2 separate regions of the Homo sapiens genome follow, and region 2 is linked to region 1. A link is a loop called in an ENCODE intact Hi-C map of the cell type or tissue named here. Cell type or tissue: endothelial cell of umbilical vein. All regions are shown on one strand. Each heading gives the region's core, and the rest is flanking DNA. Links, peaks and the distances in the headings are about the cores only.

Region 1 (2,924 bases), core at 194-2,693:
TATGGATATTTATGATCTGGGACCTTATCAGTTGAACAAAATGAATCCAGGTGGGTAAACCCAAATTAAGCTTGAATCTCTAAGCCCCCTTTTGGCTGGCTGCCACCCAAGGGATATATGAAACAAACCATCCTGAGATTGCTTTTGGGAAAAAGAAAGAAGCAAGATAACCAGGGTTGGGCCAGGCAGAATCCCAAATTTTCAAAACAGATGTATATAATCCCCCACTCCTTTTGTCCTGATTATTTCCCAGGAGGCTACAAGGATGAAATGAACCCTTTCTGAAGGTGGCCACAGTTAGTAAGCAAACTGCTTCATACAGGAGTGTGGACCAGGAGGAGGTAAGAGAGGTGGAGCCAGAAACATTTTTGAGTTGATTTTCAAGAAGGCCTTTCCAAGCTCTCAACAATTCCAGATACCTGAGGATGGTAGGAAGCATGGAATGTCCATTAAGTACCTAACTATTGGCTCATTGTTAGGCATATCATGGTCAGACTATAGAAGGTCTAGGAACCCCAAAACATGGTCCTCAGTGCTATAGCTTGAATAGGCTAATCAGATTGGAGCAGCAACTCCATATGGTGGAGCAGCAACACCATAACCTGAAAAATGTCTATGGTGGAAAGGCACGAGGTGAGCCCAAGAGGAGGTGACAGAGGTCCCTGCTGGGAAGGGGCAAGGGCAATCCTCCATGTAATGTGGACTCCTTCACCACAAGAAAAGGAGGCCAACTGGGCAAGATACATAAGTCTGGTATGCAGTGGTATCTTCTGCATGAAAAACATACCTTTTACTTTGTATCCATTCTATTGTGGTGGGTTCATTGCCTTATCTAGTGCAGTGATGGATCCTAGTGGCAAATCCCAGTGACCAGGCAATACAGACTTGTTCAGCGACTTGATTTCAGTCGGTCTTATCAGAGAGCAGGCCCTTACTGTTACTGTGGGTATCTATGTGAGTGACCCAAAGTGTCTGATTGGCAGCCACAATTTGTTTGTAGTTTGTGGCCCCAAACAGGAATATCTTTAATTTACCAACTGTAGTCTTCCAAGTGGCAGACCAGGTGACTACAGTACTGTTAGCAGACCAAGAATCAGTAAAAATACGGCTAGTCTTTGGGAGTATTGCCTAAGGTAAGGGTGATGGCTTTTCATTTCAGCCCATTGGGCTAACTGGTCATTACCACTCAGTCTCCTGGAGCTGTCATTGAGGTTGGACAGCTACTGCCCCCTACTGGACACCATCGGGTTTTAACTTAGCCAAAGCATCAGCAAACCAGGCCAAGGCATTTAAGGGACCATTAAGCCAGCAGCTTTGCTTCAGACAGTGGCCACCTGTATACCCAGTGCTTTGTCCTCAATGTCAAATAAGTCAGGCTAAAGCAGGAATCAGATACATAGAACAGTTGACTCTGTCCTATTAGGCAAGGTTTTGCATTCACATTCACTTTTGAGCACCTGCTCACTCATGTCTCAACCAAATGAACTTCTAATGTTTTCAATCCACCTAAAGATCCATGTCAAATAGCAAAATCTTCATTGTTCTCTCCATTTATTTCTGTTTTGGAGATTTCTTGGCCCTGCAGCCGCAACCACATGGTCTTTCAGCTTGCTGCCCCCGTGGTCATGTACCATTCCTTCTTTTGCCTGCCCAGAGGAAGGTGAGCAAAAACAAAGGCACTATTTGGGTGGCTTGCTTTAATCCCACCTCTCACCATTCAGACTCATTAACAGAGAGAATACTGGGGTCACTCGCCCCTTAACCTTGCCCACCACCTGGGCATGATCTCAGGGGGTCTTCTCACCCTTGAACCTAAGGATACCTGAGAATGGGCCTCTAGGGTTCTTGTCCTTACTCTTCAAGAAAACTATGTCTCTCCAGCTGGGTGCAGTGGCTCATGCCTGTAATCCCAGAACGTTGAGAGGCCGAGGTGAGTAGATCACTTGAGGTCAGGAGTTTGTGACCAGCCTGGCCAACATGGTGAAACCCCGTCTCTACCAAAAATATAAAAATTAGCCAGGCATGGGGGCACACACCTATAATCCCAGCTACTTGGGAGGCTGAGGCACAAGAATTGCTTGAACCCGGGAGGCAGAGGTTGCAGTGAGCCAAGATCGCGCCACTGCACTCCAGCCTGGGCGACAGAGTGAGACTCTGTCTCAAAAAAATAAAAGGAAGAAAGAAAGGAAAACTATGTCTCTGTCAGTATCCTATCATCTTTTACTGTCTTGTCAGTTCTGGCATTTAATTAACCCTATTTACAAGGTAATAAGTTAGCTGCAGATGCTGGCAGAAGACACAAGACTCCCATCAGAGACGAAAAGCGTCATTACTAATGGCATAGCTAGGAGCTAGGAGTACTTATCTGTTTGCATGAGTTTCCCTCCCCTCCAAGGATTATGGGGGCAATATGGAGGACTCAGATGGGCCCAGCACACAGTGGGTTTGCATGACATCTGAAGAGTGCTAGATTTTGGGAATCTCCAGCTTTTAGTAAATAGAGTAGTAAGCAAGCCTGCTTGTTCTTTGCCCTGGTGGGTGACATTACCTCGTCACTCAAGATTGCTCACTGCAAACCCCACTCTGGAAAATGGTCCCAGTAAAGTGGAGTCAAGCTTTTGCATTCTTGGCATACCCAGTAAGTACATTCAGGGACATTCAAGGCCCAGGGCAGATTGCCTCTCCCAACACTATTGTGGTATTTCCAAAACTCATTTGTGTCTGCAACCACTACAGAAAAGTTTGATATAATGAAATTACTGATATTTGCGACCTATATACTTCCTAGGGATAGTAATTCTTTTTACAAATTAATACAGTAAATGCCTTGAGAGTTTATAAATACATAATTATATAGCTATAATTATAATTAATAAATCATGTTTCTATTTTTCCATTTCAATTTTAAGTAATGTATTTTGGGT
Region 2 (2,924 bases), core at 318-2,817, 1.1 Mb before region 1:
TAGGTTAATGGCCTCCAGCTGCATCCATGTTGCTGCGAAGAACATGATTTTGGTTTTTTATGATCGTATAGTATTCCATGGTGTATATGTACCACATTTTCTTTATCCAATCCACCGTGGATGGGCACCTAGGTTGATTCCATGTCTTTGCTATTGTGAATAGTGCTGCAATAAACATGTGAGCATCTTTTTGATAGAACAATGTATTTTCCCTTGGGTATCTGAGTAATGGAACTGCTGGGTTGAATGGTAGTTCTGTTTTAAGCTCTTTGAGAAACCTCCAAACTGCTTTCCACAGTGGTGGAACTTTATATTTCCAGCAGCAGTGTGCAAGGATTCCCTTTTCTCTGCAGCCTCCCCACCATCTATTATTTTTTGACTTTTAATAAGAGCCATTCTGACTGGTGTGAGATGGTGTCTCATTGTCAACCTTTAAAAATGAACAAGAGTTTGGTTCATCAGATCGCATTGCCTATGTTTTTTGTTTGTTTATTTGTTTGTTTGTTTTTGAGACAGAGTTTCACTCTTTCACCCAGGCCAGAGTACAGTGGTGAGATCTCGGCTCACTGCAACTTCTGCCTTCCAGGTTAAAGTGATTCTCCTGCCTCAGCCTCCTGAGTAGCTGGGATTACAGGCGCCTGCCACCACGCCCGGCTAATTTTTGTATTTTTAGTAGAGATGGGGTTTCACCATGTTGGCCAGGCTGGTCTCGAACTCCTGACCTTGTGATCCGCCCGCCTCGGCCTCCTAAACTGCTGGGATTACAGGCGTGAGCCACCACGCCCGGCCACTGCCTACCTTTTTAAAGAATGTGTCCTAAGCATGGTTAAGTTTGATACAGACATTCGGTGCTTGCCAAATACAGGCTGAGTTTAGGATGGCTCACCAAATATATAGCTTGATTCCTCCTGGACTATCTCATGCCATGGCTATGTTTGAGTCATTCCAAAAGCCAGTCGAATGGGATCTGTGACTCTGGGTGGAAGGGGCCCTGCATAGTACTTAACATAGAGTGGGCATCAATAAGTATTTGGTTGAATACACGAGTGCATGCAGATAATCTAACTGTAATCTAACTTCCTCAGAAATGCTGATGTTCTTCTGTAACTTCCAGGATGGAGGGTCACAGTGCTTCTCTATTGACATATATTCAGTGAGCAGGGTGCCTTCACTGTTTTCACAGAACATTATCTTATTTTTGGAAAGTAACAATTAAAACATTCTTTCTAGCAGAGTGACATATGTTGGCCCATATCTCCTCCCCACTCGTCTGCCAGGGTCCCACACTCCCAGCCTTTGTCCTGTAGCACAGCAAGTAAGAAACTGAGACCAAGTCCCTTTGGGTAGGCTCTTTACTAGGCTGAACAGAGTCTGTTTCTTAAACTGTCACTCATACCTTCCCAAGCATCCCTCAGTATGCTCCTGATTCCTTACTTCTATGGCTAAGAATCCGTGTGCCTGGTGGAAGATAACCCAGATTTCAGGTCTGTGCAGATCTCAAAATATCTCAAAATCTGTTTAAAAATCACAATTTAAAAAAAACTCAACTTAGCCTGTTCTCCAATAAATCCTCAATAGGTGGCAGTGTTGATCTTTCTTTGGTCTCTGGTCTGCGGGAGTGTTTTGGTTTGTTTGTTTTGTTTTCATATTAGAAAAGAGTTGAGGTTTCTACCTAGTTTTAGATTGAGTTCTACTAAATGTAGTTCTCAATCAGACTATTTTTCTTGAGGCCATACCAAAATCAATGACTGTTTTTCTTGAGGCCTTACCAAAAGCAATATCTCCTACGCCAGCTAAAAATGTGGTAAATCTTCAAGCTAGTATTCTATTATTTAACATTTTTAATTATAACAATTATTCATGGTTGTAAAGTTTCAAAAGCTACAGAAGTGTAGAAAGTAAAAAGTGAATGAAAGTTTTCCAGGTGTTTTGCTATGCACATAAAAATGCATATAGTTATAAAACATATAGATATATAACATTTATATATATAAATAGAGAACAATATGGATAATATGACTCTATATAAAAATGTTATATATCTGTATGTTTATATATAAATGTTATACATCTGTCATGTTTATATATGTAAATGTTATATATCTGTATGTTTATATATAACTGTTATTTATCTGTATGCTCATATATATGGCACATATATATATGAGGTCATATTAACCATGTTAGTCTGCAGCTTACATTTGCTTCTTTACATAGTGTTTGTTCTTCCACGTCAATATATATGATCACCATTCTTCCCACTTTCATGGCTTATAACAAAACTTTTACATTCTTTTTTTTCTTTTCCTTTTTTGAGACAGGGTCTCACTCTGTTGCCAGGCTGGAGTGCAGTGGCACAATCTCGGCTCACTGCACCCTCCGCCTCCCAGGCTCAAGCAATTCTCCTGCCTCAGCCTCCCGAGTAGCTGATTACAGGAGCCCACCACCACGCCGGGCTAATTTTTGTATTTTTAGTAGAGACAGGGTTTCACCATGTTGGCCAGGCTGGTCTTGAACTCCTGACCTCAAATGATCCACCCATCTCGGCCTCCCATAACATTTACATTCTGTTCTGGAACTACAGCCAAGTCTTCTAGGCTTGAATACTTAAACCAAATAAAAATAGCATTTACCATATTGTGGTTATACAAATATTAATCACTGCAGAAAAAAGTGTGATAAAATCTATAGAGAAAGAAAGAATATTCCATGTATTTAATACCAGCCACACAGCTGTCAACATTCAAATCTTGGTCTTTTAATGTAGTTTTTACTTTCCTCACTTTTATTCAGGTATCATTGTTTTTTATTTGCTTCAGTCTCATTTTTTTGAAATCTCATTCTTTCATTCCCTTTGTTTTGCACAAGTACTTCCGTGAGTAATTTTTACATTCGAGTGCACACGTGATAAACTTTCCTTGCAT

Evidence for each region. Peaks named below come from ENCODE experiments on the same cell type or tissue, not always from the same donor. Only the 100,000 strongest peaks of a DNase experiment are listed, where the experiment ranks them.
Region 2: it touches region 1 in a loop (4-fold over the local background); 6 of 110 quality-filtered maps call a loop at or near these places.

What each region holds. Positions count from the first base shown.
Region 1 is chr9:100,215,148-100,218,071 of GRCh38, forward strand. The region is part of intron 3 of INVS (inversin); the gene reads left to right. Among named protein-coding and RNA genes, the nearest start is that of INVS, 120 kb to the left of the region's middle. In endothelial cell of umbilical vein, for the core only: a CTCF peak has its summit at 1,237 (motif pointing left); a DNase peak (open chromatin) is centred at 1,234.
Region 2 is chr9:99,161,408-99,164,331 of GRCh38, forward strand. No RefSeq gene overlaps it. Among named protein-coding and RNA genes, the nearest start is that of TGFBR1, 58 kb to the left of the region's middle. In endothelial cell of umbilical vein, for the core only: a CTCF peak has its summit at 1,577; a DNase peak (open chromatin) is centred at 1,604.